2 separate regions of the Homo sapiens genome follow, and region 1 is linked to region 2. Evidence: read pairs that join two places in POLR2A ChIA-PET (ENCODE). Cell type or tissue: HepG2. All regions are shown on one strand. Links, peaks and the distances in the headings refer to the core of each region. The heading gives the core; the rest is flanking DNA.

What was found. ChIA-PET counts read pairs that join two places held together with the same protein. Peaks named below come from ENCODE experiments on the same cell type or tissue, not always from the same donor. Only the 100,000 strongest peaks of a DNase experiment are listed, where the experiment ranks them.
Region 1: POLR2A ChIA-PET joins it to region 2 with 5 read pairs; 5 of 35 experiments call an interaction of 5 or more read pairs at or near these places.

What each region holds. Positions count from the first base shown.
Region 1 is chr4:128,076,731-128,093,274 of GRCh38, forward strand. LARP1B (La ribonucleoprotein 1B) reads left to right here. Exons shown (of 20, transcript NM_018078.4): 4 at 1,058-1,232; 5 at 5,435-5,575; 6 at 14,271-14,414; 7 at 14,617-14,782. Among named protein-coding and RNA genes, the nearest start is that of LARP1B, 24 kb to the left of the region's middle. RefSeq lists a silencer at 4,870-5,070. In HepG2, for the core only: no CTCF peak of the experiment used is centred there; no DNase peak of the experiment used is centred there.
Region 2 is chr4:128,159,295-128,175,721 of GRCh38, forward strand. LARP1B (La ribonucleoprotein 1B) reads left to right here. Exons shown (of 20, transcript NM_018078.4): 12 at 2,900-3,023. Among named protein-coding and RNA genes, the nearest start is that of LARP1B, 110 kb to the left of the region's middle. In HepG2, for the core only: no CTCF peak of the experiment used is centred there; a DNase peak (open chromatin) is centred at 4,367.

The sequences.
Region 1 (16,544 bases), core at 3,313-11,312, 79 kb before region 2:
TGTGTGTGTGTGTGAGACCGGGTCTCACTTTGTCACCCAGGCTGGAGTACAGTGGCATGATCTCAGCTCATTGCAGTCTTGACCTCCTGGGCTCAAGTGACCCCCCCACCTCAGCCCCATAAGTAGCTGCGACTATAGGCATGCACCACCACGCCTGGCTAATTTTTTTGTATTTTTTGTAGAGATGGGGTTTCGTCATGTGCCCAGGCTGGTCTCAAACTCCTGAGCTCAAGTGATCTACCTGCCTTGGCTTCCCAAAGTGCTAGGATTACAGGTGTGAGCCACCGAACCCATCTTTACTCACCGATAATATGGTCAAGTTTCAAAAAATATTTTAGCCATTCTAATAAATGAGGAGTGGTATCCCATTGCAGTTTTAATTTGCATTTTTCTGATGAATGAATGCAATAATCTTTTCATAGATTTGCCATCAGTGTATCTTTTTGATGAAGTATGTGATCAATCTGCCCATTTAAAAAAATGGAAGGCTGGGTGCAATGGGTCATGCGTGTATCGCAGCACTTTGGGAGGCTGAGGACGGTGAATCATTTGGGGTTAGGAGTTCGAGACCAGCCTGACCAACATGGCGAAACCCCCTCTCTACTTAAAAAAAAAAAAGAGTTAGCCAGGTGTGGTGACATGTGCCTGTAATACCAGCTACTAGGGAGGCTGAGGCAGGATAATTGCTTGAACCCAGGAGGTGGAGGCTGCAGTGAGCCGAGATCGTGCCACTGCACTCCAGCCTGGGCAACAAAGTGAGACTCTGTCCTCCCGCCCCCGCCCCTGCAAAAAAAAAAAGTGGTATTGATTTGTTGTTACTGAGTTTTGAAAGTTCATATGTATTTGAGGTAAAAGTTCTTTATCAAATACTTAGCAAATACTTTCTCCTAGTCTGCAGCTTTACTTTTAACTGTCTTTTGAAAAGTAATTTTTTGCCTTTGATAACAGTTTTTGTCATTTGTTTTGCAATTTTAGGTTAGGTATATTGCCACAAATTTTTGGGTATGTTAGTGAAAATATTAATGGAAATCATTTCATTCTGAAAACCTTTTTGCAGTTTCAGAGCGTCCTCAGCCAAGGAAATAAAAAGCCACAAAATAGAAAAGAAAAAGAAGAGAAGGTTGAAAAGAGAAGTAACAGTGACAGCAAAGAAAACCGGGAAACAAAATTAAATGGTCCTGGTGAAAACGTCAGTGAGGATGAGGCTCAGTCAAGTAATCAACGTAAGAGAGGTCAGTTTGTCCATATCTTTATTTTGATTTTAGTTTTTGAAGAAAGTTGTAATGAGGAATTACATTTCATTAACTGATCTCTGGTAGTCAAAAATGTATAGTTTGTATTTCTTCAGGATAAACAATCTGCAGAGGTAACTCATTTGCTTTTGTAACATTTCTGAACTATTAGACTTTCCTTTTTGTATGTAACTTGTATTCTATGCAAGAAAATGGAATGGAGTTCCACTTAGAGGTACAGTTGTAGATACATTCTTGGAAAGTTGTGTGATAATTATTGTTCTTTTAGATCTGCATTGGAACTGCTCCCTATATTTAGGGAGTACTGTGAAAATTAAATACATTTTTTTCCTAAGAGAAAAGTGAGAATAGGCTGGGCGCAGTGGCTCACACCTGTAATCCTAGCACTCTGGGAGGCTGAGGCAGGCGGACCACTTGAGGTCAGGAGACATGGTGAAACCCTGTCTCCACTAAAAATACACAAAAAAATTAGCCGAACATCGTGTTGCGCACTTGTAGTCCCAGCTACTCGGGAGGCTGAGGCAGGAGAATTGCTTGAACCCAGGAGGTGGAGGTTGCAGTGAGCCGAGGTCGCGCCATTGCACTCCAGCCTGGGCGGCAGTGCAAGACTGTCTCAAAAAAAAAAAAAAGTGAGAATAATTTTAGTCAATCTTTTCCCTCATAGCATTCCCCTGTCAAAATTACACTTTGAAGGAATGAAAATATTGTCTTCATATCCTTTTCCATTTTCTTTTCTGAACTTTTCGTGTGTCTAGGGACAGTTTATGATTTACATGCTTTGTAAATCAGTGCTCGGAGTCTTCGTAAAAGTGTCTTCAGGCGCTTCTAGGCAGAAAAGGGCTTTAAACTGTTAAGTTGTCAGTGACTGAAGCAAGGTGATTTTCTGGGAGAGTAGCAGGAGGTGAGGTTAGAGACATAGATAGACAACGTCCATGGTATACAGGGCCTTGGAGTTATGATTCCATTTTGAATACCATGGGAAACCATTGAACCAAGATTCTCTGGAGGTGATATGGCATGGGAGGGAACATTTAATGGTAAAGTTGTTGCCAACTTCTTTAACACTTTAACTTTTACCGTAGACTGATCACTTACTTGAATAGTTTGTCTTTTTTTTTTTTTTTTTTAAGAGACAGAGTCTTGCTCTGTCACCCAGGCTGGAGTGCAGTGGCCCAGTCTTGACTCACTGCAACCTCTGCCTCCCGGGTTCTAGGAATTCTTCTGCCTCAGCCTCCTGAGTAGCTGGGATTACAGGCCCATGCTACCATGCCCAGCTAACTTTTTGTATTTTAGTAGAGACGGGGTTTCACTGTGTTGCCCAGGCTGGTCTTGAAATCCTGAGCTCAGGCGATCCACCTGCCTCGGCCTCCCAAAGTGCTAGGATTACAGGCATGAGCCACCGGGCCTGGCCGAATAGTTTGTCTTTTTAATAAATAACTAATCCTTAGTGCAGGATGAGCATTATATTCACTTGATACAATGAATAAAGGCTAATTGCTCAAAAACAGTGACAACAAGACAAACAAGTGGTTGTTAGAAAAATTTCTTCCTGTTTCTTTTTTTTTAATTTTTAAATTTAAAAATGTTTTTAAAATTTTGAAACAGGGTCTTGCTCTGTCACCCAGGCTGGAGTTCAGTGGCATGCTCGTGGCCCACTGCAGCCTCGATGACCTGGGCTCAAGTGATCCTCCCACCTCAGCCTCCTGAGTAGCTGGGACTACAGGCATGTGCCACCATGCCTGGCTAATTTTTGTATTTTTTTGTAGAGACAGGGTTTTGCCATGTTGGCCAGGCTGGTCTTGAACTCCTGGGCTCAAGCGATCCATCTGCCTCAGCCTCCCAAAGTGCTGGGATTAGAAGTGTGCGCCACCATGCCTGGCCTCCTCATTTCTTAACTACTTCGTCACTTAACTGTTCCCTGCTTCCTACATACGTAAGTAGTGTTCTTGACTGTCTAGAATCCATACAGATGACAGATTTGTTATCCTGATCTAAAATTTGTCTTTTTTTTTTTTTTTGAGATGGAGTTTCGCTCTTGTTGCCACGCTGGAGTGCAATGGCGCGATCTCCAGCTCACTGCAACCTCTGCCTCCTGGGTTGAAGCGATTCTCCTGCCTCAGCCTCCCAAGCAGCTGGGATTACAGGCACCACACCCAGCTAATTTTGTATTTTTTTTTTTTAGTAGAGACGGGTTTCTCCATGTTGGTCAGGGTGGTCTCGAGCTCCCAACCTCAGGTGATCTGCCCGCCTTGGCTTCCCAAAGTGCTGGGATTACAGGCGTGAGCCACCACGCCTGGCAATTTGTCTTTAATTGCTTCAATTAAAACTGGTCAGTCAACAGTAAAACCCAGGTGTTTTGTAGTTAGAACAATTGGTATAATCAAGCTTTTAATTGATCTAGAGTACAGATTTTTGACTTTAAAAGAAGGGCTTCTTTGTGTCAAGGAATCTCGTTGACATAATTTATAGTATAAGATTAAAAGCCTTTTTAGATGCATTTATATTCACTTTTCCTCATTTGATCCATAGTTTGCAGGATTTATAGGATATCAATATTGTAGTTGCACACTAATATTTATTTTTAAATTGCCTTGGCAGTTTTTTCATTGCCATGAGTCTTTATTTTGGTAGAAAATTTAGATTGGGCAGAATACTGAACATTTTGAAACCTGAGCTATGGCATTCATGAATAGATGATCTTCAGAATTTCACTATAGAATAACCATAAATAATTAGTTACATTGTCATTTAGTCATCAAGAAAAGTTAAACTGCTTGTGTTTTTTTTTCCTTAGGAAGATGCATAATAGCTGTAAAATGTTCTGTCAAGTTAAACAAATTTTATACTTATCCCTCTTCCCTCTTATATTTTGAGAAACCTCATTCATTTGTAAAAATCCTGGGTAAATTAATATTTTAGGCAGTGATGTGGAACTAAAAGTGCTGCAAACCTAAAGCCTAACTTTCCAAAGTATACATTATAGCGTTTTATCAGATATATCCCATTCTAAAGCCTAAGAATTTTAAATTAAACAGATTTTTTTTTAAAAAAGCCTAAGAATCAAGTACTAAACAGGAATGTTATGTATATATACTTTTTTTTTTTTTTTTTTGAGACAGACTCTCGTCTCTGTCACCCAGGCTAGAGTGCAGTGGCACGATCTCGGCTCACTGCAACCTCTGCCTCCCGGGTTTAAGGAATTCTCCTGTCTCAGCTTCCCGAGTAGCTGGGACTACAGGCATGTGCCACCATGCCTGGCTGATTTTTGTATTTTTAGTAGAGATGGGGTTTCACCATGTTTGCCAGGCTGGTTTTGAACTCCTGACCTTAGGTTATCTGCCCGCTTCAGCCTCCCAAAGTGCTAGGATTACAGGCATGAGCCACTGCGCCCGGCCTTTTTTTTTTTTTTTTTTTTGAGATATAGATATTGGACTGTTAATTGTCATTGAAGTATTTTGGTCTGAGGTAGGCTTATGCAGAGGAGAATGTTTTCATGTTACTTATATTAACATTGTTTCTTCTACGAAATGACAGATTGGTCCAATGTGATGTAAGGAGTTCAGTTGTGTGTTTGGGATTTTTGGGCGGCTGGGCGTCGAGCTTGAACGCTTTGATGGCTGCTTTTAGGCCAACTATGGGGATTGTACTTTTTACTCTCTTTACAAGGTTTTTTCCTAGTGTCTAAAGAGCTGTCCTTCTTTAGACTAACAGTTAAATTTACAAGGGGATTGGGGGTTCTGTAGGCAAATTTAAAGTTGAACTAAGATTCTATCTTGGACAACCAGCTATCACCCAGGCTGGAGTGCAATGGCACGATCTCGGCTCACTGCAAGCTCCGCTTCCCAGGCTCAAGCTATTCTCGTGCCTCAGCCTCCCGAGTAGCTGGGATTACTGGCGTGTGCCACCACACCTGGCTAATTTTTGTGTTTTTTAGTAGAGACAGGGTTTCTCCATGTTGGTCAGGCTGGTCTTGAACTCCTGGCCTCAAGTCATCCGCCCACCGCGGCCTCCCAAAGTGCTGGGATTACAGGCATGAGCCACCGTGTCTGGCCTCTTTACAAATAATCTTAAAATACACATTAAGTGTTTCACTTATTTGATTAAAGTTCAGAGTGCTTTCAAATTGCAAGGGTTTAGTGAAAATTGTACATTTGTCCTTAAATGATTTTGTTTTCTTCAAGCTAATAAGCACAAGTGGGTACCACTCCACTTAGATGTTGTAAGATCAGAGAGTCAAGAAAGACCTGGATCCCGGAACAGCTCAAGATGTCAACCTGAAGCAAATAAACCAACACATAACAATAGGAGAAATGATACACGAAGTAAGTTACCATTCTAAGACAAAAATGACTAAGGAAAGACTTAGTCTTAATGCTCGTTATTTTAGTAACCACATGTATAAACCATTTGAGAATAAGTTGAAGACATCATGTCCCTTTAACCCCAAATACCTTCAGGGTATATTTCATAAGAACAATATAACCGTAATGCAATTAACAACAATGAAACTTAACATTAATACAATGTGATTGTCCACAGGCAGATTTTTCTCAATAAAGTCCTTTATAGTCGTCCCCTCCCCTGCTCCAAGGATCCATTCTGGGATCACCCATTTAATTTAATTTTTTTTTTCTCTTTAGGCTCCATTAATCTGTAACAGTTCTTGCTTTTGTCTTTCATGACATTGATTTTTTTGAAGATTGTAGGATAATCGTATTGTAGATATCCCTTACTTTGGGTTTTCTAATGTTTCCTTATGATTGGATTGGGGTTGTGAATTTTTGGCAGGAGTACTGTATAAGAAAATATATCATTTTCTTCTTTTTTTTTTTTTTTAATTTTTATTTTTTTTATTGATCATTCTTGGGTGTTTCTCGCAGAGGGGGATTTGGCAGGGTCATAGGACAATAGTGGAGGGAAGGTCGGCAGATAAACAAGTGAACAAAGGTCTCTGGTTTTCCTAGGCAGAGGACCCTGCGGCCTTCCGCAGTGTTTGTGTCCCTGGGTACTTGAGATTAGGGAGTGGTGATGATTCTTAACGAGCATGCTGCCTTCAAGCATCTGTTTAACAAAACACATCTTGCACCGCCCTTAATCCATTTAACCCTGAGTGGACACAGCACATGTTTCAGAGAGCACAGGGTTGGGGGTAAGGTCATAGATCAACAGGATCCCAAGGCAGAAGAATTTATCTTAGTACAGAACAAAATGAAAAGTCTCCCATGTCTACTACTTTCCACACAGACACGGCAACCATCCGATTTCTCAATCTTTTCCCCACCTTTCCCCCCTTTCTATTCCACAAAACCGCCATTGTCATCCTGGCCCGTTCTCAATGAGCTGTTGGGTACACCTCCCAGACGGGGTGGTGGCCGGGCAGAGGGGCTCCTCACCTCCCAGTAGGGGCGGCTGGGCAGAGGCGCCCCTCACCTCCCGGACGGGGCGGCTGGCCGGGCAGGGGGCTGACCCCCCCCACCTCCCTCCCGGACGGAGAGGCTGGCCAGGCAGAGGGGCGCCTCACTTCCCAGTAGGGGCGGCCGGGCAGAGGCGCCCCTCACCTCCCGGACGGGGCGGCTGGCGGGCAGGGGGCTGACCCCCCCACCTCCCTCCCAGACGGGGCGGCTGGCCGGGCGGGGTGCTGACCCCCCCACCTCCCTCCCGGACGGGGCGGCTGGCCAGGTGGGGGGGCTGAGCCCCCCCACCTCCCTCCCGGACAGGGTGGCTGGCCCGGCAGAGGGGCTCCTCACTTCCCAGTAGGGGCGGCTGGGCAGAGGCGCCCCTCACCTCCTGGACGGGGCGGCTGGCCGGGCGGGGGGCTGACCCCCCCACCTCCCTCCCGGACGGGGCGGCTGCCGGGCGGAGACGCTCCTCACTTCCCAGACGGGGTGGCTGCCGGGCAGAGGGGCTCCTCACTTCTCAGACGGGGCGGCTGCCGGGTGGAGGGGCTCCTCACTTCTCAGACGGGGCGGTTGCTGGGCGGAGGGTCTCCTCACTTCTCAGACGGGGTGGCTGGGCAGAGGTGCTCCCCACATCTCAGACGATGGGCGGCCGGGCAGAGACGCTCCTCACTTCCCAGATGGGATGGTTGCCGGGAAGAGGCGCTCCTCACTTCCTAGATGGGATGGCGGCCGGCAGAGACGCTTCTCACTTTCCAGACTGGGCAGCCAGGCAGAGGGGCTCCTCACGTCCCAGACAATGGGCGGCCAGGCAGAGATGCTCCTCACTTCCCAGACGGGGTGGCGGCCGGGCAGAGGCTGCAATCTCGGCACTTTGGGAGGCCAAGGCAGGCGGCTGGGAGATGGAGGTTGTAGCGAGCTGAGATCACGCCACTGCACTCCAGCCTGGGCACCATTGAGCACTGAGTGAACCAGACTCCGTCTGCAATCCCGGCACCTCCGGGAGGCCGAGGCTGGCGGATCACTCGCGGTTAGGAGCTGGAGACCAGCCCGGCCAGCACAGCGAAACCCCGTCTCCACCAAAAAAGTACGAAAACCAGTCAGGCGTGGTGGCGCGCGCCTGCAATCGCAGGCACTCGGCAGGCTGAGGCAGGAGAATCAGGCAGGGAGGTTGCAGTGAGCCGAGATGGCAGCAGTACAGTCCAGCTTCGGCTCGGCATCAGAGGGAGACCGAGAGGGAGAGGGGAGAGGGGAGGGGGAGAGGGAGAGGGAGAGGGAGAGCGGAATTTATTCTATCATTTTCTTCTTAGCGAATCACATGGGAGTATGACCTTGATTTGTCCCATTATTGAAGATACTAACTTTGATTACCCCTGTAACTTTGATTATTAGTTTGATTACAACATTGATTAATATTAACTTTGATTACCCCTGTAACTTTATTTGATTATTAGTTTGATTACAACATTGATTATTATTATTATTATTTGTTTTTTGTTTGAGATGGAGTCTCGTTCTGTTGCCCAGGTTGGAGTGCAGTGGCGTGTGATCTGGGCTCACTGCAACCTCTGCCTCCCGGGTTCAAGCAATTCTTCTGTTTCAGCCTCCCAAGTAGCTGGGACTACAGGCACATGCCACCACACCCGGCTAATTTTTAAATTTTTAGTAGAGATGGGGTTTCACCATATTGGTCAGGCTGGGCTCGAACTCTTGACCTCAGGTGATCCACCCACCTCGATGTCCCAAAGTGCTGGGTTATAGGCTTGAGCCACTGCGACTGGCCACAATGATTATTAACCTTGATTACTTGGTTGAGGTAGTGTACTCTAGACTTTTAAAAAATTTTTAAGTTTCTTCAGCTTTTTTGTTTAATTTCTTTTCTCCCTTTGTAATTACTGTGTAATTTGTGGAGAGAGGCTTTGAGACTGTGGAGATAATAATTTTCTCAGACTTTTCAAACAAGCCTTAGCTTCCTTTTTTTTTTTTTTTTTTTTTTTTAAATAAGTGATGGGGTCTCATTCTGTTGCCCAGGCTGGAGTGCAGTGGGACAGTCATAGCTCACTGCAGTCTTGAACTCTTGGGCTCAAGCGATCCTCCCACCTCAGCTTCCCAAGTAGCTATGATGACAGGTGCGTGCCACCATGCCCGGCTAATTAAAAAAAAAGTTTTCTTTAGAGACAGTCTTGCTTCGTTGCCCGGGCTGGTCTTGAACTCCTAGCCTCAAGCGATTCTCCTGCCTCGGCCTCCCGAAGTGTTGGGATTACAAGCATGAGCCACCGCACTTAGCTTCTCCCTCTTTATTGCCAAATAATATTCTGTTGAATGCATATAGCCCTTTGTCTTTTCATCTGTTGATGGATAAGTGGCTTGTTTATAGTTTTTGGTCTTCATGAATAACGCTGATGAATAGTTGTTTACAAGTCTTTGTGTGGAATGTATGTATTTCTCAAATGCCTGTGAGTGAATTGATTGGTCATATAGTAGCTGTATATTTAACATTATAAGAAACTGCTACTTGTAGCATTTTACATTTCCATCAGCAACTTTTTTTCTTTTTGCTATGTGTTAAGTCCCATGTCTAGTGGAATTCCTGTATTTTGGATTTGGCTGATTGCTTTGTCATGGTATTCTTTTTTTTTTTTTTTTTTTTTTGAGACTGAGTCTCGCTCTGTCGCCCAGGCTGGAGTGCAGTGGCGCGATCTCGGCTCGCTGCAAGTTCCGCCTCCCTGGTTCACGCCATTCACCCACTGAGTAGCTGGGACTACAAGCACCTGCCAGCACGCCCGGCTATTTTTTTTGTAGTTTTTAGTAGAGAGGGAGTTTCACCACATTAGCCAGGATGGTCTTGATCTCCTGACCTCATGATCCACCCTCTTTGGCCTCCCAAAGTGCTAGGATTACAGGCGTGAGCCACCTCGCCCAGCCGCTTTGTCATAGTATTCTTTGGCATTTGCATGTTCCTTTTTTTGAGACAGGGTCTCACTCTGTCTTCCAGGCTAAGTGCAATGGCATGATCTCGGCTCACTGCAACCTTCACTTCCTAGGCTCAAGCGATTCTCCTGTCTTAGCCTCCTCAGTAGCTGGGACTACAGGCATGCACAACAGTACCTGGCTAATTTTGTATTTTTTTGTAGAGATGGGGTTTCCCCATGTTGCCCAGGCTGGTCTCAAACTCTTGGGCCCAAGCGATCTTCCAGCATCAGCCTCCCAAAGTGCTGGGATTAGAGGTGTGAGAGCCACTGTACCTGGCCTGCCTGTTCCTTTTGTCTTTTCTTTTTATAACTGGCAATAAGAAGGAGCTAGGTTGATTAGATTCAGGCTTATTTTTTTGCTTGGAATACTGCTGTGTGTATTTCACTTTCAGTTGTGTTAATATTGAGTTAGCTCAGGTGTTAGGTTGATCAGTCCATTATAAATTATTCCATTAGTCTTTTTTTTTGAGACAAAGCCTCACTCTGTCACCCAGGCTGGAGTGCAGTGGCGCGATTTTGGCTCACTGCCTTCCAAAGTGCTGGGATTACAGGTATGAGCCACTGCACCCTGGCCCATTAGTCTTTACTGAATGGTTTTACTTTCATTAAAATCATTGGCCAGATACTTTTTTTTTGTCTTGAGACAGAGTCTCGCACTATTGCCCAGGCTGGGTTCTCCTGCCTCAGCCTCCCGAGTAGCTGGGATTACAGACATGGGCCACCATGTCTGGCTAATTTTTGTGGTTTTAGTAGAGGCAGGGTTTCACCATTTTGGGCCAGGCTGGTCACGAACTCCTGACCTCAAGTGATCTGCCTCCCTTGGCCTCCCAAAGTGCTAGGATTACAGGTGCGATCCACCGCATCCGGCCCAGATACATTTTTTCACAGGGATTGCTCAGATTTTCAGAAAGCAGAGGATAGGATATGTGGAAACAATAGGATGAGCATTTGTTTTTATAGTTTTCTGCTGAAATCTGATAAGTCATGTCCTGTGAATGGATAAGAAGGCCTAAGGAAATTTTACAGACTTAATATTAGCATTCAAAAATTTTAAATATACCTATGTAGAGGTAAATGTATTTTGATTAAAAAAATTTCCAATATATTATGAAAAACTTTAAACATACAAAAAATTGAAAGAATTGTTCAGTGAATACCTGTCTAGCCACCATCTAGATTAATAATTTCTCTGTATTTAATTCATTCATCTGCTGAATCCCTTGAAAGTAACTTGGAGATGTTGACGCTTTATCACTAATGTCCTAAGAAAATGCATCATCTAAGAAAATCACACTAGTTTCCTAGTACCATCTAAAATCTAGTCAATAGTTAATTTTTCTCAATTGTCCACAAAATATGACTTTTAAATTATAAAACTTTAGCTAAATGCAGTGGTGCAAGCCTGTAGTCCCAGCTACTTGGGAGGTTGAGGCAGGAGGATTGCTTGAGCCTGCGAATTTGGGGCTGTAGTGCACAATGATCATACATGTGTGGGGGGGAGCATATATATATATATGCATATGTATAAAACTTGTCTATAGAAAAATTGACTTTTTTTCTATTGTTTTTCAAAATGTCATTTTAAGTTTTTATTCTAAAAGTAATGGATTCTCATAATTTCATTAATTTTTTTCTTATTAAATATTGAATATATAAGAAAATAGACAAAGTTATACAGAACAACAATATAATGAGCTGAGTATGGTGGCACTCACCTGTAGTCCCAGCTACTTGGTAGGCTGAGGTAAGGAGGATTGCTTGAGAGCCCAAGAGTTCCAGGCTGCAGTGAGCTATGATCATGCCACTGCAGCCTGGGTGACAGAGTGAGACCCCATCTCTAAAATCAATAATAATGATGATGATGATGATGAACAGTGGAAACTCACCCTGTTTAAGAAATGTATGTTACTATTACTTTTAAACTTCGCTTTGTGCACTCTGCAATTTCATCCCATTGTCTCGGAAAAAATGAGCTTAAGTGCATTGGTTTCTTTCATGTTTTGAAATCGCCATGCAATGTGACTTTATCAACATTCTTTGGCAGGAATTTTTGTTTTTTTAATTCAGCCTACTTTTCTTTAGATTAATGCATGTTGGTTGTATTACTGTAAGTCTTTTCCTGCTGAAAGGCTGTTTCACTATTTGATAAAATCTGTACTAACGGTGGGTATTTGGATTGTTTCCAGTTTTTTTGATATTAAGGTACTACCACGAACATTTTAATGCATGTTTTCCAGCACACAAGTACAAGAGGCTCTCTATGGTAATTTTTTCAGACTGCAGACTACACTCTGTGAGTGGGTTATGAAATCAGTATATTGGTTCATGATCAGGTTTTTAAAAACCTAGAGTGCTTCACATAGTAAATTTTTAAATGATATGTGTTTATAAAATTTTTTGTAAGTGTACTTGTATGTAAAATAAATAAGGCTTACTTACAGATTAAGGCAGAAATGTTTGAAAAAGTGGCTGGACGCAGTGGTGCACACCTGTAATCCCAACACTTTGGGAGCGGGAGGTGGCTTGATCTGGGAGGGGGAGGTGGGTGGATCGCTTGAGCTCAGGAGTTTGAGACCAGCCTGGGCAACATAGTGAGAACTCATCTCTGTTAAAAAAAAGGAAATGTTTGAAAAAGACTGTTTTAGGTCTAAGCATTGAGGATGGAACTATGGGATCTAGGGTAATGTTCTCAGTGAGGGTGATTTTTTTTTCCCCAAAGAGTCATTTGGCATTGTCTGGAGATATTTGTTACTGGTTGTCACAACTGAGGGAGTGAGTGGGTGCTACTGGCATCTAGTGGGTGGTGGTCATGGATGATGCCAAACATCCTGTAGTCCACAGAACAGGCCCCCACACCAGAGTCTAAAGTGCTAAGGTTGTAAAACCTTGTCTCTAGGATTTGCATATCTTCACATTAATTAGATTATTCCAAGTTGATTTTCAAAGTAGATATACCTATTTTCAACCTCATTAGCAATATATGAATGTTCTACCTGTTTTTTGAGACAGAATCTCACTCTGTTACCTAGGCTAGAGTGCAGTGGCGAGGTCTCGGCTCACTGCAACCTCTGCCTCCCAGGTTCAGGTGATTCTCCTGCCCTAGCCTCCCGAGTAGCTGGGATTACCGGCGCCCACCACTATGTCTGGCTAATTTTTGTATTTTTAGTAGAGATGGGGTTTTGCCATGTCGGCCAGGCTGGTCTCGAACTCCTGACCTCAAGTGATCCACCCACCTCAGCCTCCCAAAGTGCTGGGATTACAGGTGTGAGCCACCGCACCCGGCTAATGTTCTACCTTTTTAAACTTTGTCAACATTTCATATTAGAGACATTAAAATATTTGTTGTACTGGGGTAAAGAGCCTTTCATTGTCTTAATTTGCATTTCTTACAGTCCATAAGGCTGAACACTGTTTTCGTTTTTCTTTTTTTTTTATTCTGAGACGGAGTCTTGTTCTATGCCCAGGCTGGAGTGCAGTGGCAGGGTCTTGGCTCACTGCAACCTCCGCCTCCCAGGTTCAAACAATTTTTCTGCCTCAGCCTACTGAGTAGCTGGGATTACAGGCACTCCACCACCACGCCTGGCTAATTTTTTGTATTTTTGGTAGAGGCAGGGTTTCGCCATGTTTCCCAGGCTGGTCTTGAACTCCTGAGTTCAAGCAATTTGCCTGTCTCAGCCTACCAAAGTGCTGGTATTACAAGTGTGAGCCACCACACCGGGCCTCTTTTTTTTTTTTTTTGGAGAGGGAATCTCGCTCTGTAGCCCAGGCTGGAGTGCAGTGGTGCAATCTTGGCTCAATGCAACCCCTGCCTCCCGAGTTCAAGTGATTCTCCTCCTTCAGCCTCCCGAGTAGCTGGGATTACAGGTGTGTGCTATGGCACCCGGATAATTTTTGTATTTTTAGTAGAGGCGGTATTTCAGTATGTCAGCCAGGCTGGTCTCCAGCTTCTGACCTCAGTTGATCCGCCCCCCTTGGCCTCCCAAAGTGCTGGGATTGCCGGCCTGAGCCACCGCGCCCGGCCTTGTATGATTATTGACCCATTGGTAGGCACCGTTTTCTGTATTTATTGTCCACTTGCATTTTTTTACCTTGCTTGTATTTTAGATATTTTTCCCATTGAGTGGTTGTGTCTGTGTGTGTTGCATGAGAGAGAGTCGTATGAGTTCTTACATGTACTCTAGATAGAATTTCTATATTTCGCTTCAGATATCTTTTCTCAATTTGTTTTGTGTTTTCATTTCCTTTTTACTTTATAAGGAATGTCATTTACTTAAATAGAACCATCCTTAAATATTTCGTGAGAAATGTTTTTTAGCAGTTTTATGTAGTACAAACTTAGTAGTCTTGGAACTTCTTGAATCTTTAACAGCACAATCTTAATAAAACTATCTCTTTACCTTTCTAGTATGTTATTTTACTTGTTAGAATGTATTCTTCATGTGTCAGTACCTTTTAGGCTCTGTTTTATGCTAGAGATATTTTTGATAAATTCTTATTGGATCTCTTCAGTTTGTATCCATCTGAAAAATGCCTGGCTACTGTTCATTAGTTACAAAGTGGAAGAAGGTGGCTATTATGTTTTCATAAAGACAATCATGTTATTTTACTTGGCAAATCGAAGTATATAAAAATATTTTTATTTTTAAAAGGTTGGAAGCGAGATAGAGAAAAAAGGGATGATCAAGATGACGTTTCCAGTGTGAGAAGTGAGGGTGGTAATATCCGAGGTTCCTTTAGAGGTCGAGGAAGAGGCCGAGGACGGGGAAGAGGACGAGGCAGAGGAAATCCTCGATGTATGACATAATTTTTGTTTCGTTAAATTAGATAAACTTTGAAAAAAATAGAGCAACTATCCTCTATTATGTTTTAACTAATTTTCTTTGTCTGATAATAGATGGTTTTATGTTTGTTAACCTTTGAAGTTCTTCACTTTATCCGTAGTAACTATTTTTTTCTAATATGTGATTACCTTTCTTTTTCTTTATTCACATCAAGTGAACTTTGATTATTCATATGGTTATCAAGAACATGGTGAAAGGACTGATCAACCATTTCAAACAGAACTTAATACCAGTATGATGTATTACTATGATGATGGTACAGGTGTACAGGTGTATCCTGTGGAAGAAGCATTGCTTAAAGAGTATATTAAGCGTCAAATGTAAGTGGATGTTTGATGTAAGCAGACGGGATAGCAAAATCTGTTGCAATATGAACTTTAATGTCATTGATAATGAATATGCTATAATTTTTTTTTTTTTTTGAGACAGAGTCTCACTCTGTTGCCCAGGCTGGAGTGTAGTGGTACGATCTTGGCTCACTGCAACCTCTGCCTCCTGGGTTCAAGTGATTGTTCCGCCTCAGCCTCCTGGGTAGTTGGGATTACAGGCACATGCCACCACACCTGGCTAATTTTTGTAGTTCTGGTAGAGAACGGGTTTTGCCATGTTGACCAGGCTGGTATTGAACTCCCGGCCTCAGCTGATCTGCCCACCTTGGCCTCTCAAAGTGCTGGGATTATAGGCGTGAGCCACCATGCCTGGCTGTTTATAACATTTTTAAAGCTACTTATTTGTAAAGGTTGGAAAATGTTAAAAATTATTTTGATTATATATTTTTAGGGAATGTGATTAAAGTAGGTGTTTTTAAAATTTTATATTTGGTTTATGTTGTTTATATAAGTCTCCTGGCTTCTATAGTATTTAGATATTTTTCTCCTTAAAGGAGATTAGGTAAAATGTTATTGCATAATATGAATAAATATAAGACTGTAAAGCTTCTCTATATATACTTGAAACTGAACAAGTAAAATTTGGCTTATTATTTGCCAATAGGTGTTTATATTAGAATTTGCAAATTAACATAAATAAAAAATGGTGGTATCTTTTGATTTTCTTCTTAGCAATTGACTTCTGAATTCTTAAGTTTTTTTTATCTTCTAAGTTTTTCTTTGTGACACAATTAAATGGGGACTACCTTATATTTTAGTTCAGATTTCTTACTCTAGTTCTCATAGTAGTTGCTTTCTGGGTACTGAATGTGAAGTCAGGAGAATATTAGTTCTATTTTCTGAAAGAAAAAACAAACCCTATGCATATTAGTATTGTATAGGATATTTTGCTTATTTATATAGTATGTTTTTATAGAGGCAAGAGAAAAATGTTGCCAAGTAATTTGCATAACCAATTTGTTAAAACTTGAAATTTTTCTCTCCTTACAAGGTGAAGGAAAAGGGCTATTTTTGAAAGGGCATAGGCATTTAAAAATCATCTGTTTTTCCAAAATAAAATAGACTCTACTCTGTTACTAGAAAATTTCTTTATCATCATCAGCCAGGCACCTTCCTGGGTTGCCTTCATGGTGGATCCAATTTGCTTACAGTGTGGAGCAACTTGTTTATATTGTTCTTGCTTCTTTTGTTACAGTTGATGCAAACACTGAAGAAAAGGGCCTTTTTGTGGGCAGAAAGTGCTTGACATGTGGCTGTCAACTTCATACCACTATTACTGTCTTTTTTGTAACTTTTGCTGCCAAGTCCCTTCTGAGACCTGACAGTGGACATGCAACTCCATGTCAGGATAATCGGCCTCCAGTGTGCTCATACAAGTGAGGGAGGAGCAGAGCTACTTCAGTGTTGACAAAATTTCTGATCATGCAGTGTAGAATCCAGAGCCTCTAAGGTAGGACTTGATGATGTCCCTAGGACACTGAGCAAAATGTCAGACATGGCATTGGTCATGCCTCTTTTTTTGTTGTTGTTCTAGCAGTAGGGATTTTGGCAAATGTTAGTAGAGCACTAGGTTTAGTGTGGCTTGTTATTATTATTACCATTCTTTGATTAGTGGAGATGTGGCTTTGAAGGAGTCGTGCTTTTTACTTTGTATTATTTGGTTTCTAATATATAGATAGGCTGATTGATTGAG
Region 2 (16,427 bases), core at 1-8,000:
ATCACCACAGTCAAGACACTGAACTGTATTATTACCACAAAGTTCTCCCTGTGCTCTCTAAAGTTACCCCTTTAGAGTCTAACCCACCTGCCTCACCTCCACTATCCCTAACCCCTGGCAACCACTAATCTGTTCTTCATCTCTATAATTTTGTCATTTTGAGAATGTTACATGATGGAATCACACATTTCTTAGAGCAATTTTAGATTCATAGCAAAATTGAGCAGAAGATAGATTTTCCATAGATCCTCTTCCCCTACACAAGCATAGCCTCCCGTATTGTCAACATCCCCTACCACAGTGGTACATTTGTTGCAGTTCATGAACCTACCTAGATGCATCATTCTCACTAAAAGTTTATAGTTTACATTAGGGTTCATTCTTGTTCAAATGGCTAAATTTTGAGACTGAAAATACCACACATTGGTGCAGATGTAGATCAACAGGAACTTTAATATACTGCTAATGGGGATAAAAATAGGTACAGCCACTGTGAAAAACTGGCATTTTCTACTAAGGCTAAATAGAAACCTACTGCTCAATTCAGCAATTCCACTCCTAAGTAAATATCCAACAAAAATTTGTGTCCCTGTTCCCCAAAAGAAGTTTTTGTAAAAACGTATTTATAGGAATTTGTTTGTAATAGCTATAATCTGAGAAAGGACCCAAATGCTCATCAATAGCAGAATGGATTTCTTAAAAACTTGCAGTGTATTCATATGGTAGGATAGAGCAAGGGTAGACAAATATAGTAAATATCTTAGACTTTGTGGGTCATACGTTGTCTGTGGTCATACATTGTCTACCTAACTGCAGTTGTAGCAATGAAGTAGTCATAGGCAATATGTAAACAAATGAGTGTGGTTATGTTCCAACACAGCCATTTATAAAAACAGGCTTTAGCCTTTGGGCCTGTAGTTTGCTGACCTCTGCTGTAGAGCCACAAACTGTGGTTACATGCACGTACATGGATCAGTCTCATAAACATAATTTTGCATGAAAGAAACCATGTGGTGTAATTCAATTTTTATAAAGTTCAGAAACATGCAAAACACCTACTGTATTGAAGGTGTATGAGCTATTTTGGGGGAGAAAGAGGAGATCCTGACCAGAAGGGACATGAAAAGGAAGCTTCTAGGGTGCTAATAATTGCTTTACCTGAATGGTGATTAAGTCTGTTTACCTTCGATTATTCATTGAGATATATACTTATGATTTGTACACTTCTTGTGTGTGTGTGTGTGTGTATGTTATACATTAATGAATTAGTTAAAAATAAAAATAAACAAAAACATACACAACTTGTGTTTCCATCAGGGTAGAATTGTGTTATTTATCTCTGGCATGTAGTAAACATACAATAATTATTTATAGAATTGGGAGTTGCTAATAGCAAGCTCTGTAGCAAGATAAAGGACAAGAGGAGTGAGCAATGATTCTGATTTAGCCTGAAGAGCTTATTGAAAACTTTTGAGGAAGAAATGTTGATAAATATACATTTTGATGTAATTAAAGGTACTTTAGTGAAAAAAGATCATAATCTAAAAGGCTAACATTGGGATTTAATAAATGGTTTGAGCTGACAAGTGACTTCATCTTTGAAGACAGAAGGAAAAGATTCTTTTGTTATTAAGAGCAAGCTACAACTATTTTGTAATGATATTTAATTTCCTTCCTGTTTTAAATTTGCTTCAACCCGAAAAATTCTTTCTTATGTTTTTTACTTGCTTAAACCCGCTTTGGATGTTGCCCTGTAAAGATTCATGTACCCATTAGTACCATGTGGAGTAGATGTGATATAGGGTTTTATTGGGAAAAACTTAGAAGAAATAGTGGAGTGTAAGCAGTCCCTCAAACTCCTTTTTTATCTCACAGTTTAGGCCAGACATAGAGGGTCTTTATGGTTCACCTGGGTGAACCATAGGGTTCAACCTTTAGGGTTCAACCTTTAAGTTCACCTGTGGCCAAGTGAACTTCCAGTAGAGAATGACCTCTACCCTCTGTAATGCTCCACACATTTGTAGGTCAGGGCCGGAAACACTTAAGTGACTATGCAATAGTAGTTACAAAGGGGAAGCCTCCAGAACCCCAGAGGCAGGGAGGGGTCTATTCTTCCTTTGAGCTAACAACTCAAATATACTGAGTCTCTTTGCTGCAGCTATCCAGGGCCATCCAGATTTATCTTTATCACATGCATCCCATTATTATAAAACAAAGTGAAATCTTCTTGACCCAGTATTAAAGGTCTTCTAGTAGCTTTCTCCAACTTCCTCATCAGTCCTCTTTGCCACTGGTTCTACACAGATTTTCTTAGTCACTTAATTACTTTGTAATAAACACATTGCTTTTTCCAAGCTTCTTATCTTTGCTCTCATTACCTATTTAGAATGTTTCTCCCTTTCTCTAAATTCTCATCCTTCAAGAGGTGCTTTTGTCCCATCTCTCCTGTGATGGCTTCCTGATGATCGTAATTCTTACACCAATATCGCTCTTCACATACTACCTAATATTATTTATTTTTATGTGTTCATTTCTTCCTTTTCATCTAACATATAAATTCCTTAATGGTAGGGAACATGTATTAGATTACTTTGTAACGTCTGTAATACCTGGTAGTCTTGTATGTAAATGCTCAACAAATAATTAATGATTAGTATGTGTGGTCTTATAATGTTTTTTAATTATAAAATCATTATAATATTTTAGGGTGTTATATGCCTCTTAGATTCTGAATGTTGTTATTAAGTATAATGCTAGACTCTTTATTAGAACGTCTTTTTCACTCCATTGTAATTAATCCCTGTTTTAGAAGTTCATTTTTTTGAGGTTGGTATCAATTATTGTCTGTTGGTTACTCTGTTAGCCAGTTTAGTAATTAGATTCCTCCATTCTACTTCAGCAAGAAGTTGAGAACTTTAAGAAGCTAAATCTCATTAGTAAAGAGCAGTTTGAAAACCTAACACCTGAACTTCCTTTTGAGCCAAACCAAGAAGTTCCTGTAGCACCTTCACAGTCCAGGCAAGGTATGTAAATCTGCTTTTGTGTAAGTGTCTGAATAGTATTAAAGCAGTTCTGAATTGTTTTTAAAAATTGCTCCTTTTTTTTCTTTATTTGTGGAAAATCATTAGGTAAATGGTAAAATGCTAGAATTTTAAAACTCAACTTTTATCCTTTTGTGAACTTCTATTATCACACCAGATTATGCTCAAAGCCAGAGGCTTACTTAGAAGTAGGCAGAATTTGTTGGTTCTTTATGTATCTGATGTGATTTTAAGATTGCTGGGAATGTTTCTCTTCCCAAAATAAAATTTTTCACTGACTCACTGATCCTTAGAATGCGCTAGAGTCATTCTTTTGTTTTAAGGGCTTAGCTCTGTGTGAGAGTGTAAATAAATACATTGGGAGATCCATAAATTGAATCTGACATTTCAGACAAGTATAACTGATTTTATTATAGCCTTTTCCTGAAGGTGGTTAAAAAAATGATTTATAAAAAGTCACACATATACAAAGATAGAGTGAATTTTATAATAAAACTCCCATGTACCTGCTATACTTAATCATCTCATACCCAATTTTGTCTCGACTCCAGTAACTCCTATACCTCCCTGTGGATTATTTTTAAACAAATTCTCAATCACATGATTCATATTTTTTTGTCCTTAAAGATTTCTGTATGTGTCTTTAAAAAGATAAGGGCTATATCTTTTAACACATAAATAGCAGGACATTATCATATCTAAAATTAACAGTAATTCCTTAACGTTAGATATCTAGTGTTCAAATTTCCTCATTCATCACTTTTTTTTTCCAGTTTCTTCAAATAGATTGCAATAGATTGATATGTCTTTTTTAGTCTACAGGTTTCTACTATTTTTTGCCTTATAATTTATTGGTCCTTGCAATTTGGTATTGAAGAAACTGGGTTGTTTGTCTTGTAGAATTTTTCACATTCTGAATTTTGCTGATTGCATCCCCATGGTTTCATTTAACCTGTTTTCTAGTCCTGAATTATCTATAACTGTTAGTTCAGCATAGAGACTTGATTAGATTAAGACTCAAATCTCTGTAAGAATATGTCATATGTAGTATTGAATACTATTAGGAGATACATAATGCTCTATTGTCTCTTTTTGTAATGTTAGCAGTCATTGATGATCAGTGAGTGAAGCTTTTATTTTACTAGGGGTTGCAAAATAGTGATGATTCTATTTTTAATCATTACGTCTTACCTTAATAGGTAGAATACTTTTATAAAGAGAACTTTCCCCAGAATATTTATTTATTCTGAGATAGAGTTCTTACAGGAAAGTGAGTCAGTGCTGAATTATTTCCCTTTGTTTACTAGTTTCAAAGTACTAGCTGGTTCCTTAACATTCTTCGCTGGTGACTAATGAAGTTTTTGTTTGTTTGTTTTTAAATGATCATTGTGAACTCATAAATACATGAGATGGGTTTCATTCTATTACAGTTATTATTATTATTATTGATACCTATGCCAGTTATCAGTTTATTGACTTTTAGCTCTAAAGCCACCTTTCATTTTCTTGCTCAGTAATAATGGAGTTGGACTGTTAACTTTAATGTTTCCCACCCCACAGAAGGTTGAGCCCCCACCAAGGTTGAGCTTTGTCAGTACCGGATCTGCTACTCAGTTGGTCCTTGTTTCTAGGCCTTTTGAATAGAAAGAGCTAGGAAATTTTTTAAGGAGAAAAATATATTACGTATTCATGTTGATATTTTCTGTCTAAATTTAAGATTATAGGTTTTAATTTTAATTTCTTTGATTTTGTAGTTGTATTGCTTTTTACTTATATATAAAAAATCTTTCTTCCTAACCACAGTAACATAATTATTTATTTGCTAATCCTATGATATAATAGTTCCAGAATAACAATAACATTAAATAATAATATTATAAATACTGAAAGGTAACTTCTTTTAGAGTTCTTTAAACTGTAAACTTTTAAAAACTTCATACTTTAAAGCTTTCTTTAAAGTTCTTAGTGTGTCCCACTAGGGCTGTTCAGTTAAATTGCTGGATTTTTTGCCTTGTTAAATTTGAATACTTTAAAATTGAGAATGTATATTCCTTTGCACATCATAGAAAGCATACAAGTCACAAATAAGGAGATAAATTTGGCATTGCATGACATTAACAAAGAATTAATATCATAGAAATCTAAAACCTTAAAAATTAATATGAAAAATGGCAAACATGAATAGAAAAAGTAGTAAATGAAACATGAACATCAGTTTCATATTTGGGAAGACCAAATGGCCAATAAATATGAAAAGAGGCTATTTTTACTGAGGTTTTCCAATTAAAACCATAGCAATACGCCATATTATAACCCAGCAGTTTCATTTCAAGAGATACTGTTGCAGGCCATTGTGGCTCATGCCTATAATCCCAACACTTCGGGAGGCCAAGGCAGGAGGATCACTTGAGCCCAGGAGTTTGAGACCAGCCTGGGCATACTGTTGCAAATGTTTACCAAGAGAACATTTGTAGTATCATTGTTCATAATAGAAAAAAGCAAATGAAAACTAAAAAATGCCCAGTTATAGTAGAATGTATTATAAGATGTGGTGTAGTCATACGTAGGAAAAATAGGCAGCAGTGGAAAATGAAAGAACTAATGTTACATGTGACAAAATGTGTTAATCTAAAAATATAGGAAAAAATAAAAAAATAAAAAAGGGATGTATAAAATAAGCTAGAACAAAGAAGTTCATTCAGTGTAATGCTATTACATAAAGTATAAAATTCATGGATAGATGCATAGCACATAGGAGCCATGAAGAGAAGCAAGGGGAATTATTAATATAAAAAATTAATATATTAATTTACTCCTGAGGGTGGGGGAAATCCCATCTGGAAGGTCTGCACATGTGTTTGCTAGCATCTGGAATTTATGTATGTATTGGTCTAGTTGGTCGGTATGAGTGTGTATCAGCTCTATTTTAAAATTTATATATAAATTTATTAATTTTTATTTGTGTGCTATAATGTCTAGTTTTTAAATATATGAACAGAAAAATATAAAAATAAAGCAAAAATTTAAAAGATAGAATTTGACCAATATATTGCTATGACAGGAAATGTTGAATAGATTAATGTTCAAATTAAAAGATAATTTTAATCTTTAAATTAATTGGACTTAAAAAAATTCACTCTATGCTAGTTATATGTCATAACATATGGAAAGATTGGAAGGTAAAGGATGGGAAATCATATAAAAGAATGATCCTAATAGAAAAGAGTTGGTATTGCTATTACGATATAGAATTTAAGGCATAAAGAAGGAGTTTATTTTCACTGTCTTCAGTATCTATATTCCTATTTATTCCCTATACCTGCTCCAAACAGGCCTCTGTCCTCCACATCCCAAATCAGCTACTGATAATACCACCAGAAATCTCCATATATAAGAGGGGTCAAATCAGTCCTCATCTTACCTGACATCAGCATTAGATCAAATTAATCGCTCTGTCCTGAAACACATTTTTACTTCCTGGATACTTATTCACTTATTCTCCTTCTGCCTCATAGAGTCTTTTTTGCTAGTTCTTCAGTGTTTCCCTAACTTCTAAAATTTGGAAGCTTTAGGACCCAGTCCTCAAATTTCTCCTCTTTTGAATCCTCAATAACTCCTTGTGTAATAGCATCAAGTCTCATGGGTTTTAAAGAGCATTATTATACTAATGAGTATCAAATTAATATGTATAGACCAGACCTCCATCCTGTATTTCAGACAAATATTCAACTGTGTGGTTAACAGTACCACTTGTATATTTTATAAGCATGTTAAATATCATATGTCCAAAATCTAAGTTCTGAATTCCCACCCCTCTCCAAGGACTCTTCCTCCTAGACTTCCACATCTCTAAATATTACCTCCATTTTTCCAGTTGCACAGGTCAAAACGTTTGTGTCATTTTTGATCCATTTGTTTTTTAAATTCCGTATCTTATTTATTGGAAAGTTATATTCATATATATTTAAAATATATCTAGAATCTAACCACTTCTCACTTTCTCCATCTCTATCACCCTGTAAAAGTCACCAGCGTTTTCTCCTTGGTTAATTGTAATGAACTCCTAGCCTGTCTCCCTCCTTTCATTCTGATCACCCTACAAATATCCAGTTATATTTTTTGTTTCCTCTTAAAAATATATATAAGGTGTACAACATGATGTTTTGATATATATATAGTGTAATGGTTACAATAGTTAAGCAAATGAACATATTCATTATCTCACATAGTTACCTTTTTTTGTGGCAAGAGCACCTAAAATCTCTCTTAGCAAAAATACCAAATATAATATAATGTTATTAGCTATGGCCCTCAGGTTGTACATTAGATCTCTAGACTTATCTATCCTACATATCTGCAACTTGGTATTTTTTTACCTACATCTCCCCATTCTCCTTCATCCCACCCTTGGTAACTACTGTTTTATTATCTACATCTATATACTTTTTTTTTTAAAGATTCTATATATAAGTGACATTATGAAGTATTTTTCTTTCTGTGTCTGGCTTATTTCATTTAGCATAATGTCCTCCAGTTTCATCCATGTTGTAGCAAATGGCAGGATCTCCTTTTTTAAAGGCTTAATTATATTCTATTCTCTCTCTCTCTCTCTCTCTCTCTCTCTCTCTCTCTCTCTATATATATATATATATATATATACACACACACATATATATACATATATACATACACACGTGTGTACGTATATATACACACACACACACATATACACACACACACACATCACCATTTCTCTGTTTATCATAAGTGGACTCATACTTTAGTTGTTCCCATATCTTATATCTTGGCTGTTGTGAATAATGTGGCAATGGACATGTGAGTGCAGATAGATATCTTTCTATGGTGATGATTTCATTTCCTTTGGGTATATATATAAGGTGTACCCAGAAGAGGGACTGTTGGGTCATATGGTAATTCTACTTTTAATTTCTTTACAAATCTCCATACTGTTTTCCACAATGGCTGCACCAGTGCACCTTTTCATATACCTGTTGGCATTGTTATGTCTTCTTTGGAGAGATCTCTAATCAGGTCTTTTGCCCATGTTTTAATTGGATTATTTGCATTCTTGCTATTGAGTTGTCTGAGTTACTTATGTATTTTGGATATAACTCCTAATCAGATGTGTGGTTTGCAAATGTTTTTTCTTATTCTGTAGGTTGTCTGTTCACTCTGTTGATTGTTTCCTTTGCTGTGCAGAAGCAGCTTTTTCATTTGATGCCATGTTTGTTTATTTTTGCTTTTGTTGCCTGAGCTTTGTGGGTCATATTTTTAAAAAAATTAAGATATAGTTTACATTCAGTAAGTTTCACACCATTTATGTATATTATTTTGGGAACTTTGACAGATGAATGCAATCATGTAAACACCACCTAGTTAAGTTACTGAACATTTCCATTGCTCCCTGAGAATTTTTCCATGCCTCTTTGTATTCAACCCAGGCCAAGTTTTTGGCAGTTTGTTTTCTATTTTCTATCCCTATAGTTTTGCCATTTCTAGAATGTCATATAAATAGAATCATATAAAATACAGACTTTTGAGTCTGGCTCCTTTCATTTAGCCTAGTGCCTTTCAGATTTATTCATGCTTTTGTGTGTATTACCTTTTTATTGACAAGTAGTATTCCATTGCATGGATGTAAACAGTTTATTTATCCACTTATTAGTTGAAGGCATATAGGTTGTGTTCCTGTTTTTGGTGATTATGAATAAAGCTGCTATGAGTATCAAGTTGCTATGTGAATATATGTTTTCATTTCACTTGGGTAAATGCTTTTGAGGGCACTGTTGGATCATACAGTAAGTATAACTTTTTAAGAAACTGTCTAACTTTTCCAAAGTGGTTGTGCCATTTTACGTTCTTACCAACAATATATGAGGGTTCCAGTTGCTCTACATCATCACCAGCATTTAGTATTGTTAGTTTTTTTTTTAAAAAATTTTGCCCATCTAATAGTAGTATCTCATTGTGACTGATGCTGTTGAGTATCTTTTTATGTGCTTATTTGCCATCAGTTTATGCTTGGTAAAGTGCCTGCTCAAATCTTTGGACATTTCTTTTATTGAGTTGTTTCTTTTGTTACTGAGCTTTGAGAGTTCTTTACTCTGGATACAAGTCCTTTGTTACATATGTACATATGTAATTTGCACATATCTTCTCAGAACCTGGGGCTTATATTTTCATTTTTTAGGTATATCTTTTGGGCCAGTTGCAGTGGCTCACGTCATGTGGCTTGTCTTAATTAGTCTGTTTGTGTTGTAAAGTACATTGATTGGTTTTCAAATGTTGAACTAGTCTTGGATTCTCAGGATAAGCCTCATTTAGTTATTATATTATCCTTTTATATATTGTTAGACTCAGGTTGCTTACATATTTTTTGAAGCCTTTTGTACTATATTCATGAGGAATATTGTTTTTTTTTTTCATTGTCTTGGATTATATTTGTCTGATTTTGGTGTCAGAGGAATGCTGGCGTCATAAAATGAGTTGGTAAGTGTTCCTTCTTTTGTATTTTGGAAGAGTTTGTCCACAATTGTTTATTTCTTACACATTGGTAGCATTCCCAAGTGATGCCATCTGGGCCTGGAACTATTGGAATGTTTTAAACTACACATTTATTTATTTAAGAAACATAAGACTAAGTAAGTCTTTTTTCTCAGGTGAGCTTTTGTACCTATTGAATTTATTCATTTCCTGGAATTTATAATATGCTCTTTTTCTCCTTTTACTGTTCGTAGGTTCTGTAGAGATATCTCTTCTTTCATTCCTACTATTTATAAATTTGTGTCTTTTTTGTCTTGATCGATCTAGCTAGAGGTTCATCAGTTTAATTTTTTTAAGTTTTATTTTCATTGATTTACTTTATTTTTATTCCAGGTTTATTAATTTTTGCTCCTTATTATTTCCTTTTTTCTTATTTTGTTCCTCCTTTTCTAGTTTGAGTGGAAGCTTAGATCATTTATTTGACACCATTTTTCTTTCCTATTATAACCATTTAATACTACAAATTTCCACCTAAGCAGTATTTTAGGTGTTATTGTATTTTGATTTTCATTCAGTTCTATATATTTTCTAATTTCTTTTTAATTTTTTGATACATCAGCTATTTAGAAGTGTTTTTGTTTAATTTTTAAAATTTGGATATCTTCCTGAAATCTATTTTTTTGAAATCTAATTTTTAAGGGAGAGTTTAAATTATTGATTTGAGAGTTTCTTTTCTGATATAAGCATTTAATATTCTCTCTCTATCTCTATTTCTATCTTTATCTCTATCTATCTATATATTTTTTTAAGACAGAATCTCGGAGTCTCGCCCTGTCGCCCAGGCTGGAGTGCAGTGGTACAATCTCGGCTCACTGCCACCTCTGCCTCCTGAGTTCAAGCGATTCTCCTGCCTCAGCCTCCTAAGTAGCTGGGATTACAGGTCTGTGCCACCACACCTGGCTAATTTTTGTATTTTTAGTAAAGACCAGGTTTCACCACGTTGGCCAGGCCGGTCTCAAACTCCTGGCCTCAAATGATCCACCCACCTCGGCCTCCCAAAGTGCTGGGATTACAGGCATGAGCCATGAGCACAGCCCTTAATTCTATGTATTTTTATTTAAGCACTGATTTAGCTGCATTCCACAAATTTGATATGCTGTATTTTATTAATTTTTATTCTTTTCAAAACATTTTCTAAATTCTTTTGAGACTTCCTCTTTATGGATTATTTAGGAGTGTATTCGGTGTAATTTCCAAGTGATTGGAATTTTTTCAGTTACCCCTCTGTTATTAATCTTATTGATATATAGTTTAATTATATTATAGCCAGAGAACATACTTTACATTATTTTAAAATTTAAAATTAATTTGTTAATTTCAAATTTGTTTAATTAATTTGCTAATTTTATCACCCACAATATAGTCTGTCTTGGTGAATATGCCATATGCATCTGAGAAGAATGTTTATTACACTATTTTTGAGTAGAATGTTCCATATTGTCTGTTCAATTCAGTTGGTTAATGGTGTTGATGAGTTCTATATCTTTGCTGATTTTTTGTCTACTGGTTCTGTCTTACTGAGAGAGGAGTGTTGAAGTCACCACCTATAATTGCAGACTTGTTTATTTCCTATTTCAGTTCTGTTGTATTTTGCTTTATTTATTTAGAAGCTCTTTTGTTAGTTCACCTTATACCCATTGGTATATTGTGTCATCTTGGTGAATTGGCCCTTTCATTCATATATGTTGTCCTTGTTTGCTTTGAAATTTAGTTTGTCTGATTTTAATATAGCCATTCCAGCTTTCTTTCATTTCTTTCTCATGGTATGTGATGTATCTTTTGCCAACTTTTTACTTTTAACGTACCCATATCATTATATTTGAAGTCAGTTTATTATAGATAGCATATAGTTAGTTCATGTTTTTTATTCAGTCTGACAGTATATCTTTTAATTGGTATGTTTTGACTAATGTAATTATTGGTATGTTTGGATTTAGGTCAACCTTTTTATTATTCATTTTCTTTTTCTTTTCTTTTTTTTTTTTTTTTTGGCTTCTATTGCCCATTTTGTGCATTCTTTGTGTTGTTTGTAACTTTTTCCATTACATTTTAATTTATGTACTATGAATTTGGACATATATATCTTTTTTTGTATAATTGTTTTTAGTGATTGCTCTAGGGGTTGCAAAACACATACTTTTCAGTTTATTTGGAATCAGTATTTTACCATTTCAATAAGAATGTAGAAACCTAACCTCCATAGAGATTTTTTTTTTTTCCTTTCTCTCCCCACCGGCCCCACCCCAAGAGATAGGGTCTCACTCTGTTGCCAAGGCTGGAGTGCAGTGGTCTAGTCATGGCTCACTGCAGCCTCATACTGCTGGGTTCAAGCAATCCTACCACCTCAGCCTCCCGAGTAGGTCGGACTACAGGTGCACGCCACAAAGCCCAACTAATTTTTTTATTTTTTGTGGAGACAGGGTCTCACTACATTGACCAGATTGGTCTAGTACTGCTGGCTGGCCTCAAGAGATTCTCCTACCTCAGCCTCCCAAAGTGCTGGGATTATAGGCATGAATCACCACACTCAGCTGAAATTTCTTTATGTAATAATTGTCTTATATATCTTCATATGTTAAAAAGCCCATCAGACAATGTTTGATTGTCTTTCAAGCGTGTTTTACTTTCAAGCGTGTTTTAAATAACTTAAAAGGAGAATAGTCTATTATATTTATCTGGACCTTTACCGTTTATCTTGCTGTTCCTCTATTTGTGATGTTTCAGGTTTCCTTTGTTATCATTTTCTTCTGTCTGAAATACTCAGGTTAGCAATTCTTTTAGAGCAGTTCAGTTGGCTATGATTTATAGTTTTCTTTCTTCTGAGAATGTCTTTATTTCACCTCATTGCCAAGGATATTTTCACTGGATAAAGAATTCTGAACTGACAATTGTTTTCTGTTAGTGATTCAAAACTGTTGTACCACTCCTTTCTGTCCTCCATGGTTTTTGGTATAATAATTTATAGTCATTCAAATTGTTTCCCTACAAGTAATGCATCTCTAGCTACTTTCAAGATTTTTTTTTTTTTTCATCTGACATTTACAGCAAATAGAGTGTGATGTGCCTTGGTATGGAGTTCTTTGGGTTTATCCTGGATGGGATTCTCTGTTTCTTAAATCTGTAGGTTTGACTTTAGACAAATTTGGGAAGTTCTCAGCTATTATTTCCTCAAAAAAAATTTTTAGCCCTGCATTTCTTCTCTCCTAGACCTTTTGTTGTCTCACAGGTTCTTAAGGATTGGCTGATTATTTTTTTTCAATTTCTTTTTTTTTCTGTTGTTGAGGTTGCTTTTCTGTTTTCGGTTCAATTTCTGTTGATTCTGGCTGCTTTTAATGTTTCCTCTGTCACCTATTTTAAGCACCTTAATTACGATTGCTTTGGTGTACTTTTCATGTTTCTTGTGCTTGAACTCACTGGATTTTTAAAATATGTGTGTTTATACATTTTTAATCAAATTTGGAAAGTGTTCAGCTGTTCCTTTAAATTTAAAATTTTAATTAAAAAATTAATAGGCTGGGTGTGGCAGCTCATGCCTATAATCCCAGCACTTTGGGAGGCCAAGGCGGGTGTATCACCTGAGGTCAGGAGTTCGAGACCAGCCTGGCCAACATGGTGAAACCCCATCTCTACTAAAAATACAAAAATTCGCTGGGTGTGGTGGCGCACACCTATAATCCAAGGTACTTGGGAGGCTGAGGCACGAGAATCACTTGAACCCGGGAGGTAGAGGTTGCGGTGAGCCAAGATCAAACCACTGCATTCCAGCCTGGGTGACAGAGTCAGACTCTGTCTTAAAAAAAAAAAGAAAAGAAAATTAATAATGTTTTCTTGTTACTTTTTTCTCTTTCTCTCAAGACTCCAATTACATTTAAAATTTATATTAGGGCACTTGAAGTTGTCCCATACTTCACTAATGCTCTGTTTTGTTGTTGTTGTTTTTCAGTCCTTTTACTCTGTTTTTGTTTTAGGTAACTTTTATTCCTCTCTTCAAGTTTATTAGCCTTTTCTTCTACAGAGTCTATTTTTAATCCCATCCAATGTGTGTGTGTGTGTGTGTGTGTGTGTGTGTGTGTATGTGTATGTTTTAAAATCTCAGCTGTTGTCCTTTTCTCATCTAGAAGCTTGATTGGGTTCTCTTTTATACTGCCTATATATATATTTTAATATGCTTATGTTTTTCTGTGCTTTATTGAATACACAAAATATAGTTATGATTTTGTTTTTTTGCTAGCAAAGTGTGAATCCAGGATTTGGATTCATATCTATCTGACCGCTATAGTTCAGTGGCCAGCAAATTGTGGCCCATTGGCTGAAACTAGCCTGCCACGGGCCAATGTGATAACGCTGGTCATTTACATATGGCCTCTCGCTGTTTTTATGCTACAAAAGCAGAGCTGAGCTGTTTCAACAGAGACCTTATGTCTTGAAAAGCCAAAAATATTTACTATCTAACATTTGTAGGAAAAGTTTGCTGAGTTCTGCTTTAGAGGCATTTTTATTTATAAAAAACCTGAAGTGCCAGTTCTCATGTAGCATTTTTAATTTTTGACGTTCACTAAACACTAACAGCATAATATTGAGTTTTATTTTTATAAAGGCAGTAGAGACTGCAGACAAGGCTCATATGGTTCAGGTATGAAGCTGTGCAATGATCTGATTTGGTAGTGATAAAATTTGGAAAATCTTAGATAGTAAAATAGTTAGCACACCCCTTCAGTGGTTTTTACATTTAGCATGTTTAAGGTTCACCTGGAAAGCTTGTTGAAACAGATTAAAGGACTCTGTATCAACTTTCTTATTCAGTAAGTTAGGTGGGATATGAGAATATACATTTCTAACAAGTTCCCAAGTCATGCCAATAGTTCTGTTTGGGACTATACCTTGAAAATTACTGCTCTAACCCTTTTTAAGTGTATCATTTGAATTTCAGTAGATGTATAAAATTGTATACCAGCACCACAGTCCGGTTTTAGAACAATTCCATCATACTAAAGAGTTCCTCATGCACATTTGCAGTCAATGCCAACATTCCCCTTCAGCCTGAGGCAACTAGTTATCTTTCTTTCACTATGGTTTTGCACTTTTCAGAAATTTTATATAAATGGAATTATATGATACATAGTTATATACTTGGAATGTTTCACTTAACATAATATTTTTGAGATTCATCTATGTCATTGCATGTATCAGTAACTTTCTTTTATTGCTAAGTATTATTTCATAGAATGAGCATACTACATTTTTTTGTCCATTCAACATTTTATGGACATTTGGATTGTTTCTAGTTTTGGCTATTATGAAAAATGCTATTATGACTATTCATGTTCAAGAGATGGCATATGCTTTTGAGCAGAAGGAAGTTATAATATCTAGATGATATTCATATATTATCCTATGCTTGTAGTTGACAAAAAATGTTAATATATTCTTGTTTCCTAATATATTTCCAATAATAATATTTTAATATTTACTATGAATATTTTATGTTCTTGCAATGAATATTTGATAATTTTATGTCAAAATATTATAAATTGGTATATGATAGTCTATAAACATTTTGTAAAATGTTTCTTTTGAGATAATCAACATACTCTATAGATGTTGATCTTACAAAATTAATATATCTACTCTTATTGGTGGGCAAAATTCACCCTGGAATAAAATAAGTATAAAACAAATAAAACTTAGCTTTTGATGTTGGAAATGTTCAGATACAGATAACAGTAGGGAGAATTGTTTAATGAAATCCCCATGTATCCATCTCACCTAATTTCAACAATTGTTAATAGTTTGACATTCTTTTTTAATCTGTACCTTGCCTCCCGATCTATTCCTGGTGTTCTATATTGAATCTCAAAATCATATCATTTCTCCTGGAAATACTTCACTATATATTGCAAACTGATGAGGACTTACGAAACAAGTATGTATGTAAATTTTTACAGCACCATTAATTCACCTAACAAAAATAGCAATAATTTGTAATATCATCTACTACCCAGTATATGTTTAGTTGTCCCTAATTGTGTGACGTATATTTTTCAAATTGTTTGATTGAACTAGGATGAAACAAGATGCAAACATTGCAATTGACTGATAACACCGTTAAGTTAATCTTAATCTATAATGATTTCTCTTCCCTTGTTTTTCCATGACAATGATTTGTTGAAGAAACTGGTTAATTTGTTGAAGAAACTGGTAGGATTTCTTATGATCTGCATTTACCTGACTGTATCTTCTTCATATCATTTAGTATATCATTTATCCCATGTATTATTAATGAAGTATAAGTACAAAGGATTTAGATATAGGACTGAGTATATTCAGGTTTTGGCATGGTTTTTTTCCTAGTAGCAAGGATATTTCTTAGGAAGACTTGTCTATTTCCTATAGCATCATAGCATATCTGTCACTCCCACTTTTACTGATGCTGTGATTCATGATTTGATTCAGGTGTTGTCAGCCTGATGCTTTCATTATCAAGTTTCCCTCCAATCTTTTACCAAATGGTTTTAGCAGCTATTGATGAATATTCCCTAGATTTCCTCTATTTCAGTAGAATTGCAAAATGGTTATCTTCTAATTCCATCATTCCTTCTGCAATCCTTACATAAAATTTTTCTGTGAAGAATGTTCTTTCATCAACTCTTTGGTTACCCTGAAATTCAACCTTTACAGACAAGGAAGGATAAATGCTTGCTTCTTTCTTTTTATTCAGTTTATTGGTTTTCAAAATAATGAGTTGGTGCCCTAGGACACTCTAAATGTGACTGAGTTTTAAAGTATCATTATGAACTCATGGAGCTTATTTATTCAATGTGT